Regions from separate parts of the Homo sapiens genome. Here region 1 is linked to region 2. Evidence: chromatin loops called from intact Hi-C (ENCODE). Cell type or tissue: GM12878. All regions are shown on one strand. Region 1 overlaps VAV2 (vav guanine nucleotide exchange factor 2). Region 2 has its middle 31 kb from the start of BRD3.

Evidence for each region. A loop is a pair of places that touch in the nucleus more often than their neighbours do. Peaks named below come from ENCODE experiments on the same cell type or tissue, not always from the same donor. Only the 100,000 strongest peaks of a DNase experiment are listed, where the experiment ranks them.
Region 1: it touches region 2 in a loop (3-fold over the local background); 42 of 110 quality-filtered maps call a loop at or near these places.

What each region holds. Positions count from the first base shown.
Region 1 is chr9:133,788,924-133,796,923 of GRCh38, reverse strand. VAV2 (vav guanine nucleotide exchange factor 2) reads left to right here. Exons shown (of 30, transcript NM_001134398.2): 11 at 400-495; 12 at 1,188-1,256; 13 at 5,055-5,141; 14 at 7,581-7,666. Among named protein-coding and RNA genes, the nearest start is that of SARDH, 55 kb to the right of the region's middle. RefSeq lists an enhancer at 3,856-3,905. In GM12878, a CTCF peak has its summit at 3,760 (motif pointing left); no DNase peak of the experiment used is centred here; H3K27ac peaks cover 621 bases.
Region 2 is chr9:134,094,585-134,102,584 of GRCh38, reverse strand. No RefSeq gene overlaps it. Among named protein-coding and RNA genes, the nearest start is that of BRD3, 31 kb to the right of the region's middle. RefSeq lists a silencer at 1,072-1,272. In GM12878, a CTCF peak has its summit at 3,220 (motif pointing right); a DNase peak (open chromatin) is centred at 3,214.

The sequences.
Region 1 (8,000 bases), 310 kb after region 2:
CAGAGGCCAGACCAGAGAGGGGTTGGTGAATGGGGGATGGCCTGCTGCCCCTTCTCCAAAGGACCTTCTCCAAAGGACCTGGCCTGGCGGAAGAGTCAAGGCCACATCCAGACAGGCCCAGCAGGCGCCCCGAGAGGGTTTCCGTAGCATCGCACGTGTCTCACTGCGTCCCAGTGTGGCCAGTGCAGACACGGCAGGGTGGGAGCCATGTGTTGTGAAGCCCCCCCCTCTGCACACACCTGGTGCATGGACTGGTTCCGGGAGCCTGGCTAGAGAAGGGCCAAACGTCTGGGCCTGAGTTCTGGGCTTAGGTCTCCCCTCTCTGTGGGCGGGGGTACAGGTGGGTGGGTTCAGGCTTTCCTCGGGGAGGGCTCTCCCATCGCCCTGTCGCCCTCCCAGGAGTGCACACTGAAGGTCCAGGATGGAAAATTTAAGCTGCAAGACCTGCTGGTGGTCCCCATGCAGAGGGTGCTCAAATACCACCTGCTCTTGAAGGTGAGGCTCTGGGCCCCGGGTGCCTGCGGGGTCATCACTGCTGGAGTCAGATGAGGGCTGGCAGCTTCCAGGGGGTATAGGTTGCAGCCCACAGACAGATTAAGTTGAATATAGACAAGTCAGTTCATGCTTAGCTCATAATCACCGCTCAATGCATGTGATGGCCGATTATCACAGTAAATACACAGAGGAAAATGATGAGTCCAATCACTAAAGAGGTCAGAAAACTGAAAGAGACAGAAAAGCGTCCTCACACCAGGAATAAGAAAGCTACTGTGGTTGGTCTCTGAGCTTCCTGGTGGCCATGGCAGAAATGGACATGGAAGGGCTTCAGGAAAGCCAGACCTGGGAGGGAAGGCGGTGGTTTCTGCCCGGCACCTTGCGAGGCCCTTTTCCCGTGGAATGCTGGCACAGCGCCTTGCTTTTTGCTGCCTTCATGGCCCTTCTCACGGTCACTCCCTTCCCTTATCCACAAGGTTTGGGAGCGCCCCTGCCAAGAAGTGGGGTATCCCCTGTGGAGGAGTCACTCTCTGTCCTTTGGTGTCGGGCAGCCAAACCCAGCCTGGCTGGCGGGTGGGGGTGGCTTTCTTCTGAGGACTTGGTTCTGTGCACACCTCCTGCCCCAGGTAGGGGCCAGGGCAGAGGCCAGAACCCCCGAGTGGTAACACATGACACTCTTCTCACCCTTCCAGGAGCTTCTGAGCCATTCTGCGGAACGGCCTGAGAGGCAGCAGCTCAAAGAAGCACTGGAAGCCATGCAGGTGTGTGGGTAAACTGAGGCAGGGGAGAAGCCACCGTCTGGCTTAGCCCGTGTTCTTGGACTGGAATTGGGCTCATTAACGAGCCTCAGTTTTGACTGTGGACAGTTTCCTGGGACAGCAGGAGTTGGGGCAGGGCAGGGCAGGGCAGTGGGTGAGACCCACAGGAGGTAGAGGTGACGGGTGGAGGGCACTGCAGGTCAGGTGCCCCCTCAGGTGTCCCGAGTCCTAACCTCACCTGTCCAACAAGACCTCCCTTGAGCCTCCCCTCCCCCTGCTTTTCCCCCAGGCATTGGCCTCCATTCTGGGCTTTCTGGCCCAGTGCTTCTCACTCCCAGCACTGAGGCTTCTGCTTCTAAAATGCCACCTCCGGTGCCATCTCTCAGCTACCTGCCTGGGGAGCTCCTTCGCTCCTGGCTGTTTCGAGGGCCCCCAGCCAGCCATGCCTCCCTCTCTCCCCTTGTCCGGGTGAGCTCAGCTCATGCCACTCCCTTGCTCAGAAACCTTCCGTGGCTCCCTCTGCCCATGAAGCAGGCATGGGCTCCTCACTCTGGCACTCCCGGCCTTCTGCAGGATACTTGCCCCTGATGTCGCAGCTGTGTTCAGCACAGTTCCAGGCAGGTTTGATCCCTCCCAGGCTCCTGCACGTGCCCTGCACTTCCCCGGCTCCGGGTGTTGGCTCAGGTGCACCCTCCTCCTCGTCACCTGGCCACGTCCTGCTCATCCTGCCTTCACTGTGGACAGAACGTTTTCCAGGGAGGATCGCCCCCCACTGGGTTCTGTCCTCAGGGAACTGGCTTCCTCGTGGGTGGCACTCTTCCTCCTGGACACACTTGTTCGTGCCATCTCCTTCCCAGCCAGGCATGTGTCAGCCATAGTCACCTGTGTCCCCAGGCCAGGCACAGCACCTGGCATGTGGTAGGTCCCCTCCAGCTGCATCTGGGTGGAGGGATGACGACCCCCCCCACATCTCCCTCGTCGGGAGCACAGGACACCTCTGCCAGCCCCCCTCAGGGCTGCAGTCCTGCCCTCTGACACCTGGCCCCTGCCCTCTGGGCAGCCCCCCTGGGCTTTGGGCCCCCTTTTCCTTTCCCAGGTACCTCATTTAAGGAGCTCCCTCTGGGTGGGGGAGGGGCTGTAATCTGTCTCTGTCTATAGCTGCTGTTGGGCTGGGACGGGAGTGGGGCCAGTGCTTGGCCGCCGGTGCTAAGAGGTTCTCTGAGCAGGGCTTGTGCTCGGGGAGAAATTTACTCCAAATCCTGTGGGCACTCGTGTGTGGGCACGGGAGGTGGTCCCAGAGACCTTCAGATTCCCGCTCGGCTGCACTGGGCAGCGAGCACCCTGAGGAATGCTCCAGGAAAGCCTCCTGCCATGACGGGCTGACAGAACTTTCTCGGTGTCAGCTCTGCAGCCCCCAAGCCGCCCCTCTCCAACACCTGCTCTGGCCTGTCTGCTGTGAGCCACGGTGTGTGAGCCAGCGTGGATGCGTCCTCGGGGGCTCTGAGACAGTGACAGCAGGTGCAGTGGGCCGTGCACCCGGGCCCTGAGTGTGGTCTTGCGTTTCATACTCTCAGCACTCGGTGTCTGGCTGGCGAGTGGCTCTGAGCCCCTCGACGGGATGGTTTCCCAGGAGTGTAGCTCACGGTGCTGCACAAAGTACTCGGTGACTTGCGGGTGTGCGTCTGCCTTTCTGAGAGCCACCGAACCTCATCATGAAACTTCAGGGCTGGGGGGATTTTAGAAGTCTTTTGATCCATTCCCAATTTATATAGGAAGTCATTCATGCAGCCACTATGGGAGTCGTCGCTGTACCTGGGCTTGATTTCCCCTAGGGACTGAGGGCTCACTCCTTGTACGGCAGCGTCTTTGAGAATCAGCCCCCGTGCCGCTGTGGGCCTGAGGTTTGTCTCCAAGGGAATTGCGGTTTTAGGTCCAAGCTCCATGAGCTGACTGCAGTCCTGCCTCTGTATCAAAGTACAGACATTTCCCTCACCTGCTCATTCATTCGGGCAACTTCCATCTGTTCCTATTTCATGCCAGGCATTGGGCCAGGTGCACGCAGGGGCCGCGGTGGTCACAGTTGTAATGTTTCTGCCTTTGGGAGGGGGGTGGTCCTGAGCTCCAGACTTGCTACTGGGGTCCTTGTCTCTGGGAATTTATTCCTTATTTTAAAGGCAAGTGGACAACGACAAGAAAACGGAACACCCCTTTCAGACAGCGTGCTGCAGCCTCCCCAGGAAGTTCCCTCCTGCGGGGTGGGTGGGGAGCCAATGGTGAGGTCTTCTAGGAACGAGGAAGGGCGGGAGGGATGGGAACCTGCTGAAGACCTGGCTCTGGCTCTGGCTCTGGCCCTGGCTGGTCACTTGCATTTTGGGGAATTCCACCCGCTGCTCTCGGGGGGCAGGGCCAGGACCGCCCACGTGGCCGGCTCCCTTGGGTTCCGCTGTGGGCCAGGTCTGGACACTGCGTTTTCTGGACTGAAGTGGGCACTGCTCTCTGGTGGCCAGCACGAGGATTGCAGCACGGCAGGCAGGCGCCGGAGTGGGGGTGGCCAGACCCGTGGAGAGAGGGACTTCCTGACCCCTCATTCTGTCCAGGCTCCAAGGGGAGGCTGTGGCTTAGAGAGGCTGGGGAGGGGGAAGCTTCCCAAGAACAGGGACATAGGTCAGCCCAAGTCTAGGTGGCTCTTATGTGGCCTGATGTGGCTCCCACACACAGGGCTGCTTCCCTCTATTAGGATGTTTAAGAGGGACCACGTGATGGGGTAGAAAGAAGTGGCACCAGCCAGGAGTTTGGGGCTCTTGGCATCATCACTGACGAGGTGTGGCTCTCGGTCAGTGTGTTCCCTTTCCTGCCTCAGTTTCCTCATCTGTCATGCAGAGGTGATGTTTTTCAGCCCTCCTGTCTCGAGGGCGGCCTCCCCGGCAGGATGGAGGAAGAAGGTCCAGAAACGCCCGGTGCCTGGATGCTGGGTGGGGGGTGGGGGGGGGGGTCCCTTGGGGGCTGAGCTCCTGCATGTATGTGCGTGCATGCACACACACGCTCACACACACACACCCTGCACAGCACAGCTTGCTCACACACACAACCACACAGTCAGACACACCCCACCCGGCACAACCTGCTCACATACACACACACAATAACACACACCCAATCACACGCACCCCACTCAGCATAACCTGCTCACACAATCACACACACAATCACACACACCCTACCCAGTACAGCCCACTCAGACACACATGTTCTCACACAATCACTCATACACATACACACCACAGCACAGCCCGCTCACACACACACACACATGCACCCCACCCAGCACAGCTCACTCACACATACACACAATCACACACACATACCCCACCCAGCACAGCTCGCTCACATACCACACACCCCACCCAGTACAGCCCGCTTATACACACAGTCACACACACCCCAACCAGCACAACCAGCTCACACACACAGTCACACACACCCCACCCAGTACAGCCCGCTTACACACACACAGTCACACACACCCCACCCAGCACAACCCGCTCACACACACCCCACACAGTACAGCCCGCTCACACACACATGCTGTCTCACACACACACACCACAGCACAGTCCGCTCACACATGCTCACACACACACACCCCACCCAGCACAGCTCATTCACACACAGTCACACACCCCCCACCCAGCACAGCCCGCTCACATGCACACACACCCCACCCAGTACAGCCTGCTTACACACACAGTCACACACACCCCACCCAGCACAGCCCGCTCACCTCTGCCTCTTGTTTTCAAGGACTTGGCGATGTACATCAATGAAGTTAAACGGGACAAGGAGACCTTGAGGAAAATCAGCGAATTTCAGAGTTCTATAGAAAATTTGGTGAGTGAGACTGACTCTTCAGGCTAGGGAAGGTCGATGAGGACGTACCTATAAAGTCACGTTCACAGCCCCAGTATTGAGTGAGCTCCATGGGCAGCCACACCATGGCTGCCTGTTGAGAGGCTGGTGCCCGGCAACTTCTGAGTTTGATCTCAGACCCCCAGCATCCACGCTTCCTTGCCCACGACAGCCAACCCAAGTGCCCTGTGCACTGAAGACTGCCTGTGCTCGGGGGGAGGGGGACGGGGAGGGGAGGGGACAGGGGAGGGACTGTATTCATTGCCCAGCCCCCCTTCTCCCCCAAGCCTAGACAGAAGACCCCTTCAAGTCCAAGAGGAGAACTGTGTCTCCCAGGGGCAGGAGACGCCCCCTGGTTCGTGGACCCCTGGCCCACCCTCACCTTGACTCTCCCCTCCAGGGGCAATGGACAGGGTTTGGGCCCAGGCTCGGTGGGGCCGGCAGTCGCCTCTGCTCCTCGGACCCCATCAGGCAGGGCTGCCACCTCCTGGGGCTCCCCAGAGTCTGGCCCTGCAGAGGCCAGGCTTGGGCTACCGAGTCAGTCACCTCGTCCTGCCTGGGGAGAGGGGATGCGCCACCCCAGGAAGCAAACTCCCTGGTCTGTGCTGACCGGAGCCGACTTCCCGAGGATCTGCTGGTTCTAACCTGGGCTTCTCCACCTCAGCACTGCTGACGTCTGGGGCTGGATCATTCTTGGTTGTGGGACCTGCCCCTGTGCGTTACAGGATGTGGAGCAGTGTACCTGCCTGCCACCCACCAGACACCAGTAGCACCCCCACCCCCTCAAGTAATGCCAACCAGATATGCCTCTGGACATTACCAGAGGGTCCTTTGGGTGGCAAAATTACCCCTGGTGGTGAATCACAAACATTTTCACCCTGGTGATTTCACTGACATGAAGCTGGCAGGGGAAGGTCCCCGATGGCCAGGCCACACCCACCCGGTGCCAGCAGCACAAAGAGAATGCCCTCCGCGAACGTGGGGCACGGAAAAGCACCTGCGATACGTCGGCGATGAAAGAAAAAAAAAATAAGCTTCTGAAGGGCATTATGATACTGCCCCCTTCATCTTTCATTTTAGAAAGAAATTAAAATGTGTGGGTGCAGAGGAGGCCAAGGACGGCCGCACCCTGCACCATCAGCACCTGGCGGGTCCGTGCTGCCGTGAGCTCCTGCGCGAGGCGGTCACAAATGCGTACAGTGAGCAGGACGTGAGGAGAAAAGTTCGTTTTGTTTTGTTTTTTAAGTTTTTACATAGAAGTAATACTTGTTCATTAAACAGCAAGAACAGGCTGGGCGCGGTGGTCATGCCTGTAATCCCAGCACTCTGGGAGGCTGAGGTGGAAGGATCACTTGAGGTCAGGAGTTCGAGACCAACCTGGCAAATGTGGTAAAACCCTGTCTCTACTAAAAATACAAAAATTAGCCAGGCGTGCTGGCGGGTGCCTATAATCGCAGCTACTTGGGAGGCTGAGGCAGGAGAATCTCTTGAACCCGGGAGGCAGAGGTTGCAGTGAGCCACGATTGCGCCACTGCACTCCAGCCTGGGTGACGTAGTGAGACTATCTCAAAAACGACAACAACAAGAATAAAACAGCATGGCCAGCAGGCGTCGAGCATCCCCATGAGCCAGGCCCTGTACCCAGTCCTGGCTCTGAATCCCATTGCCACAGGGAAGGTGGTGAGAGCTGAGATCAGAGGCCTGGAGCAAGTTGACTGGGACTATGTGACACCAAAGCTGTCCTTGCAGCCTCTGGGGCTGAGACCTTGGAAGGAGACACTGAGCCTGTGCCTCGAGCACCTCCCAGGCAGGGCCCTGTTCGTGTCTTGAAGCATTTTCCTCCACCTTTTCCTGTCTGTGTGGACACTTTGAAAGCCACGCAGGGAACATGTCAAGAGAAGCTCTCTCTGAATCAGAAGAGTCACAGAGACAAAACCAGACAGACAACGAAAATGAACCTCAGCGAACCACACAGGGGTCTGAGTCGAAGCCTCACCCTTGGCAGGACCCCGGCCCCACCCGCCCTGCAGCAGATAGGCGCTGTTTGTTCTCTCCTGAACGTGGGGCTTGGGCTTCTGGCTTTTCCGACCGGGTCCCGCTTGGGGCTCCACACAGCGGCGGCCTCTGTGAACACAACCGGCACCGTCAATCGCCCTTTGTCCCCAGAGCTGAAGGGAGCCCCTTGGCAGGGCTGGCCAGGAAAGGGAGAGAAGCTGCCAGGCCCAGTCCCTTCCCGGTCTTCTGCACCCTCCCTCGTCCATCCTGAGCACCAGCTGGGAGCCACAGGGGCTGTTTCCCTTCGTCCCGCCTCTGCTGCCTGTGGGGAGTTCCCTTGGGTGCACGACAGTCTGCCCTGCCCGTGCGGTCAGGAGAACTGGGGCTGCTCCAGCCCCGGCTGACGGCCCCTCTCCTTCTTCCCAGCAAGTGAAACTGGAGGAATTTGGAAGACCAAAGATTGACGGGGAACTGAAAGTCCGGTCCATAGTCAACCACACCAAGCAGGACAGGTGAGCAGGGCGCGTGTTGTGGGCTGGGTGGCGTCCCGCCAGGGTCTGGCTCTCCCTCCCAGGGAGCCACTCCTAAGTGGCTCTGGAAGCCAGGCCTTCCTGTGGAAAGAGCTGCCTGGCGGTGGCTTTGTGTTGTTCAGTTTTAATTGCTTCCTTCCTTCTCGTCAGCGAGCGGGCGCCACAGCAGTGGGGCTTTTGTGCCTGTGGCGGGCACCAGGCTGGGCTGGGGCAGCCAAAGATGAGGGCCAGGCCCCTCACTGCCAATGCTCAGCCTCCAGGAACCCAAGACAGGCCCAGAGTGGTCGGATGGGCTCTTTGCCAAATGACTGCCGGA
Region 2 (8,000 bases):
GTGCCAAGTGGCAGGGATAAACTATGAGCAGTGGGACCAACTCGTTCTTTACCCTCATGCACTGAACAGCCCCACAGGTGACAGCGGGTCTAGGATCACCGTCTCCCCACCCCGGGTACACCCTGTCAAAAGTGGAAGGGGCAGAGCCAGTGACTTGTTGCTCACCAGATTCTTGGCCCCACGCTCAGCCCTTTGGTCCTAAAGATTCTGTAAGTAGCAACAAATACCAGAGGCGGGCAACTGGGAGGGAAAGCAACCTAGAGGGAAAGGAGTCCGGGGACCGAGGGATGTGAGCCCTGGCTACAACTCCAGGACAGGAGGGAGAGAATGCAACTCAGCCTGTCCCTCTGTGCATTTGTGGTATGCACTAACGCTGTCTGCACACATGCAGCTACCAACCAAGCCAGACTGGTGGGGTTCCTAAAGGTCCTGAGGCCCGCCCACAGCCCCCTTTGCCTCCATTTCCCCAGTTATCAATGAAGAAGTGCATACATTCCTCTCTTTCCCCTCCTTTCCCCATCTCCTTGGCTCGGTGAAGAGGGAGGCAGTACTCCTAATGTCTGAGGCTCTGCCATCCTCCACTCATTTCCAGGGTGTCAGCACCTTACCCAATGCCAATCCCAGGCTCCCTGTATGCCTTTCCTCCCCGGGCACCGAGGCCTGGCTGCCTGCCCACCTTGCACACATCACCAGCCTTCCTTGCGCATGGCTTTGCTGACCAGTCCCTGCTCCCTGCTCAGGCGCTAGAGATTGGCGATGTCTGCAGGCTGAGAGCTGCCTGGCAGGCAGGGAGACTGGTACATCTATCTGTCAGCTTTGCCATCCTGTACCTGGGCAATTCCCTATGACAGACTGCTGTACAGGGTCCCTCCACCTCAGTGTCCAGAGACGTCACCAGGCCAGAGCACACCCACTGAGCGCCTACTGTGTACCAGAGCCCGGGATGCCCCCACACCGGGTCTACTCCCGCTTCATCTTTAAGTCAAACCGCAAGGCAGGTTGTGCTGACCGCCCCCCTCTAAACACGAGCCAGGGTCAAATTTGGGATGAAGTGTGTAGAAAGTAAAAGTTCCTCTTCAAAGTTTCCCTTCTTGTTAAAAATAAATCATAAGGGTTAGAAATAATAGTTTCTTTTAAAGACTAGCTTTATGCTAGACATGCTCACAGGCATGTAATATATTCTATGTCCTTGTACTTTAACCAAGACATCTGTGCTGGACGTGATCACAGGCATGTCCCAGCTCACAGCCCATGCCCCTTCCTTATTTGGGAATGTTATTACTTTTCTAAGTCCTTTCGTAAGCAACTTCCTCTTTTCCTTTATCCTTCCATTACTTTTACCTATTTAGAAAATTTCTTTTTTTTTTTTTTTTGAGATGGAGTCTTGCTGTCTCCCAGGCTGGAGTGCAGTGGCACGATCTCGGCTCAGTGCAAGCTCCGCTTCCCGAGTTCACGCCATTCTCCTGACTCAGCCTCCTGAGTAGCTGGGACTACAGGCACCCGCCACCACACCCGGCTAATTTTTTGTATTTTTAGTAGAGACAGGGATTCACCATGTTAGCCAGGATGGTCTCGATCTCCTGACCTCGTGATACGCCCGCCTCGGCCTCCCAAAGTGCTGGGATTACAAGCGTGAGCCACCGCGCCTGGCCGAAAAGTTTTAAACTGTTAGCCAATCAGGTTTTAGTTTAGATTGTGCGGTCTGGCTCCTGCCAATGGAGACAGGACGCAGTAGCTGGGACAAACTGCGTGAGGAATAAAAATTGCTTCCCTCCTTTGTTCGGATGTGCTCTCGCCATTATTCCATCTGCGATGAGCACCCTTTCTGCAGAAAGTACAAAAGGCCTTGCTGAGAGGATTAAATTTATGTTCAAGTGCTATTTCTTTGCAGCACCGGGGAACAAGCATTTACATATAACAGTGTGTCTAGGGGCAGGGATGGCCTTTCTGTGAACTCCTGGTCAGTGCTGGTCCCTGTATCTAGGATGTTGTCCTCTCTGATTTCCAGTCTGGAATGCTGGACCCGGCCAGGGGGAGAGGGTCTTAGCCAAGGGCCCCCTGGCTCTGGGGTCCTGAACACGGCCTCTGTTTCTCCATCCACATGATGTGGAAATAGATGGCCTGGTCCCATTCTGGCCCCTGTGAAATGAGAGGAGGTTCTGGAAAGGTGCCTTATCTAGAGCCACGCAGTCACTGGGAGGATTGCAGCAGCAGCTCGCTCCAAAGATTTAGGGTAGAGCCCAGGCTTACCACTTCTGCCTGTCACAAAGGGCTCCAGGCTTTCCCCACTAGCCCCCTTGGTAGCCTCAGCAGGGTTCACCGCACACAGCTGCTGCTGTCATTATGACTTTAGGTCTCTCTGCACCACTCAGGTGCATGTTCTGCAAGGGCAGAGGTCTCATCTGCTATGTTCTGCAGAATCCCCTAAGCCCGGTACAACTCTGGGGACAGAGCACGGGCTTCATGGGCTGTTGTTTGAAGATATGGATGGAGGAAGGCTTTATGCACACTATGTTCCTGGCACTGTTACAGCAGTGGGTATGCAGCAGGTGCTTAACAGAGACTTGCCAGAAGACTAAATGAATCAGCTGGGGAGTCAGGCTGGTATCTTTTTTTTTTCTTTTTTAGACAGAGTGTGACTCTGCCTCCCGGGCTGGAGTGTGGAGTGCAGTGGCACAATCTTGGCTCACTGGAGCCCCTGTCTCCTGGGTTCAAGCGAATCTTGTGCCTCAGCCTTCTGAGTACCTGGGATTACAAGCACGTGCTCCAACACCTGGCTAATTCTTTGTATTTTTAGTACAGACAGGGTTTTGCCATGTTGGCCAGGCTGGTCTCAAACTCCGGGCCTCAAGTGATCCATCCACCTCTGCCTCCCAAAGTGCTGGGATTATAGGTGTAAGCCATTGCGCACGGTCAGAGTGACATCTTTTGTTTCAAGCCTGGAGCATTAAGTAATGACGGAAAGTAGGGAATTGCTCAAGAAACAAAAGGACGGGGCAGGTCACAGGGACACAGGGCCAACCTGGAAAGAGCACCCAGTGGCCAAAGCTGGGATGATTAGAACAACAAAATAAATAATGTAGCATTGGATTATGACCCAAAGTATGACATAAATATACATCAGTTCATAGTGATTGAATAAATGGTGGAGAGACAGATCTTCCTTAGAGAAGAATGGAAGAATCCCAAGTGACATGTAGTACTGTCCCCCTCCAGGAGGTGGAGCTAAAACCTTTGCCCTGTGAGAGTGCAATGTGCTTAGTGCCTCTCTTCTCTCTCCCAAAGAACAGAGTACCGAGTAGGGGAACAGCAACGTCACAGTGCAGGTGCCTGGTGGGCGTGACCCCGGGCGATGAGGTCTCATGGGCTGCATGGGTCCCTGCTGTGACGAACGTGAGCAGAAGGCACTTGGCTTCACGGTCTTCTCTCTAGACTGATCAGGAGCAAACCTCAGACAGCCCCAGATGGGGGTGCATTCTGCAGAATACCCCATCCGTGCTTCTCAAACCTGTCTCGGTCATAAACAGCAAGAAAAGATTGATAAACTGTCAGAGATGGGAGGGAACTCACACCTCAGTGCAAAGCAGTGCCCTAGGTTGGATTCCGAACAGAAAAAGGGCATTGGCAGGCAGACTGGTGAAATCCAAATGTAACCTGAGTTTAATTAATAGCAATGTACCAGCCGAGTGTGGTGCTGCACTCCTGTAATCCCAGTACTTTGGGAGGCTGAGGCAGGAGGATCACTTCAGGCCAGGAGTTCAAGGCTGCAGTGAGCTTTGATTGCACCACTGCATGCCAGCCTGGGTGGTAGAGTGAGACCCTGTCTAGAAAAAAAAATAGCAATATATCCATGTCAGTTTCTTTATTATTATTAAATATATGCTATTTCATATATACCTAATGTACTATTTAAGGAATAGTTTGGGGGTTTTTTTTGAGACAGAGTCTCGCTCTTGTCACCCAGGCTGGAATGCAATGGCATGATTTCAGCTCACTGTAACCTCCGCCTCCCAGGTTCAAGTGATTCTCCTGCCTCAGCCACCCGAGTAGCTGGGATTATAGGCATGTGCCACCATGCCCGACTAATTTTGTATTTTTAGTAGAGATGGGGGTTTCGCCATGTTGACCAAGCTGGTCTCAAACTCTTGACCTCAAGCGATCCACCCACCATGTCCTCCCAAAGTGTTGGGATTACAGGCGTGAGCCACCGCACCCGGCCATAATTAATACTTAAATATAGACTATTTAAAGCGCAGGCTGGGCACAGTGACTTACATCTGTAATCTTAGAGCTTTGGGAAGCTGAGACGGGAGGATTTCTTGAGCCCAGGAGTTTGAGGCTACAGTGAGCTATAATGGCACCGCTGCACTCCAGTCTGGGTAACAAAGTGCGACCCTGTTTGTAATCATAATAATAATGTGCACCATGTAACGTTGTGAAATGCTTACAACAGTCAAACAAATGAGCATGTCCATCGTCTCACATAGTTGCCCCCTCTGTGTGCGTGCTGAGAGCCCCTAAAATCTACTCTCAGTAAGTTTTCGGTATACAATACATTATTATTGATGACTATAGTCCTCACGCTGGACTTTAGATCTTTAGACTCATTCATCCTGTGTAACTTTAACTTTGTACCCTTTGGCCTCCATCTCAATCTCCACCACCTGCAAGCCCCTGTAACCACTGTTCTACTGTTTCTATGTATTTGACACCTTTTTTTTTTTTTTTTGAGATGGAGTCTCGCTCTGTTGCCCAGTCTAGAGTGCAGTGGCTCGATCTCGGCTCACTGCAACCACTGCCTCCCAGGTTCACCCCATCCTCCTGCCTCAGCCTCCCGAGTAGCTGGGACTACAGGCTCCCGCCACCATGCCCAGCTAATTTTTTTTTTTGAATTTTTAGTGGAGATGCCGTTTCACCTGTTAGCCAGGATGGTCTTGATCTCCTGATCTCGTGATCCGCCTGCCTCGGCCTCCCAAAATGCTGGGATTACAGGCGTGAACCACCGTGCCCGGCCGTATTTGACACTTTTAAAAAATATTTTGGCCAGGTGCTGTGGCTCATGCCTGTAATCCCAACACTTCGGAAGGCCGAGGCGGGTGGATCACTTGAGGTCAGGAGTTCAAGACCAGGCTGGCCAACGTGGTGAAACACTGTCTCTAGTAAAATACAAAAATTAGCCAGGCGTGGTGGCACGCACCTGTAATCCCAGCTACTCAAGAGGCTGAGGCAGGAGAGTCACTTGAACCCAGGAAGGGAGGTGGAGGTTGCAGTGAGCAAAGATACCACCACTGCACTGCACTCCAACCTGGGCAACAGAGTGAGGCTCCATCCCCACCCCCACCCGCAAAAAAAAATTTCATATATACATGAGATCATGCAGTACTTTTCCTTCTATGTTTGGCTTATTTCATTTAGCATAATGTCTTCAGGTTCATCTATGTTGTCGCATAGGCAGGATCTCCTTTTTTTTTGAGTCAGAGTTTCACTCTTGTTGCCCAGGCTAGAGTGCAATGGCATGATCTTGGCTCACTGCAGCCTCTGCCTCCTGGATTCAAGCGATTCTCCTGCCTCAGCCTCCTGAGTAGGTGGGATTACAGGCATCCGCAACCACGCCTGGCTAATTTTTTGTATTTTTAGTGGAGACAGGGTTTCTCCATGTTGGCCAGGCTGGTCTTGAACTCCTGGCCTCAGGTGATCTGCCCGCCTTGGCTTCCCAAAGTGCTGGGATTACAGGTGTGAGCCACCGTGCCCAGCCAGAATCTCCTTTTGAAGAGCTGGAAATATTCCATTGCATGTGTAGACCACAGTTTCCTTATCTAGGCCTCTGTCAGTGGACACTTAGGTGGATTCCATGCCTTGGCTATTGCGAATAGTGCCGCATTGAACATGGGAGTGCGGGTATCTCTATGAAGTGCTTATATTTCATCTCCTTTGGCTATATTCCCAGAAGAGAGATTGCTGGATCATATGGTGGTTCTACCTTTAGTTTTTTGAAGGGCCTCCATACTGTTTTCCATAATGATGGTACCGATCTACATACCCATCAACAGTGTACAAATGTACCTTTCACCACAGCCTTGCTCACATTTATCCCTTGTCTTTTGGTTACAGCCATCCTAACGTGTGAAGTGATATCTCATTGTGGTTTTAATTTGCTGCCATGGTCAGTTCGCACTGCTATTACAAAATATCTTAGACTGGGTACTTTATAAACAACAGAAACTGATTGCTCACAGTTCTGGAGGCTGGGTAGTCCAAGATCAAGGCACCAGCTAACTGAGGATCTGCTAAGTGTCCATTCCTCAGATGGCACCTTCTTTGTGCTCTCACATGGTGAAAGGGGTGAACAAGCTCTCTCATGCCTCTCTTACAAGGGCATTAATCCCCTTTAAGAGGGCAGAGTCCTTACGATCTGATCACCCCCAAAGGCCCTACTTTTTTTTTTGTATGGATGGACTCTCTCTCTGTCACCCAGGCTGGATTGCGATGGCACGATCTTGGCTCACTGCAACCTCCACCTCCCAGGCTCACGCAATTCTTCTTCTTCAGCCTCACAGGCAGCTGGGATTACAGGGGCGCACCACCACGCTTGGCTAATTTTTGTATTTTTAGTAGAGATGGGGTTTCAGCATATTGGCCAGGCTGGTCTCGAACTCCTGACTTCGTGACCTGCCCACCTTGGCCTCCCAAAGTGCTGGGAATACAGGCGTGAGCCACTGCACCCAGCCGGCCCCACTTCTTAATGCCATCGTCTTGGGGATTGGGTTTCAACCTATGAATTTTGGGGAAACACAAACATTCAGACCCTGGCGTTTGCATTTCTGCATTTCTGTCATCATTGGTGATGTTGGGCACCTTTTCATAGACCAGTTGGCCATTGTGTGTGTGTGTACACCTTTAGTCTTATTGTAACAAAGCAACTTGTACACATTTTCCTTTTTAATTTAGATATTGGGTCTCGCTTTGTCACCAAGGCTGGAGTGCAGTGGCACAATCATTGCTTACTGCAGCCTTGAGCTCCTGGGCTCAAGTGAACCTCCCAACCTCAGCCTCCTGAGTAGCTGGGACTACAGGCACATACCACCATACCTGGTTAGTTTTTTACATTTATTTTTTGCAGAGATGGGGTCTCACTATGTTGCCCAGGCTGGTCTCAAACTCCTAGACTCAAGCAATCCTCCTGCCTTGGCTTCCCAAAGTGCAGGGATAACAGGTGTGAGCCACCATGCCCAGCCTTTACAATAATTTTTTTAGAGGCAAGGTCTTGCTATATTGCCCAAACCAGTCTTGAATTCCTGGCCCCCTCAGTCTCCCAAGTAACTGGGATTACAGGTGTACACCACTGCACATTTAAAACTGAGCATTGGCCGGGCGCTGTGGCTCACGCCTGTAATCCCAGCACTTTGGGAGGCCAAGGCGGGCGGATCACGAGGTCAGGAGATCGAGACCATCCTGGCTAACGTGGTGAAACCCCGTCTCTACTAAAAATACAAAAAAATTTAGCCAGGCATGGTGGCAGGCGCCTGTAGTCCCAGCTACTCGGGAGGCTGAGGCAGGACAATAGCGTGAACAGTGAGCCGAGGTCGTGCCACTGCACTCCAGCCTGGGCGACAGTGCGAGACTCCGTCTCGAAAAAAAAAAAACCAACTGAGTATCACCTGTCCTTTCCAGTGAAACAGAAGGAAATTTTTAAAATAAACAGGAAGAAAATTACAATAGAAAATGTCAATTCCAAATAAGATCTTACCGGTTCTGCTGATTCTCCCATTGATTGGCAGGGCTCAAGTAATCATTAGGAGATAATTCATTTTTAAAGTATCATCTTAAACTGCAAGGATATCTGTTAAATGTCACAATTAAACATCCATTGGCAATTTTTGTCTTCTTTGAAAACTGTCTATGCAGGTTCTTTGCCCATTTTTAACTGGGATATTTGTGGGATTTTTTGCTATTGAGTTATATAAGTTCCTTATATATTTTGGATATTAATCCCTTATCAG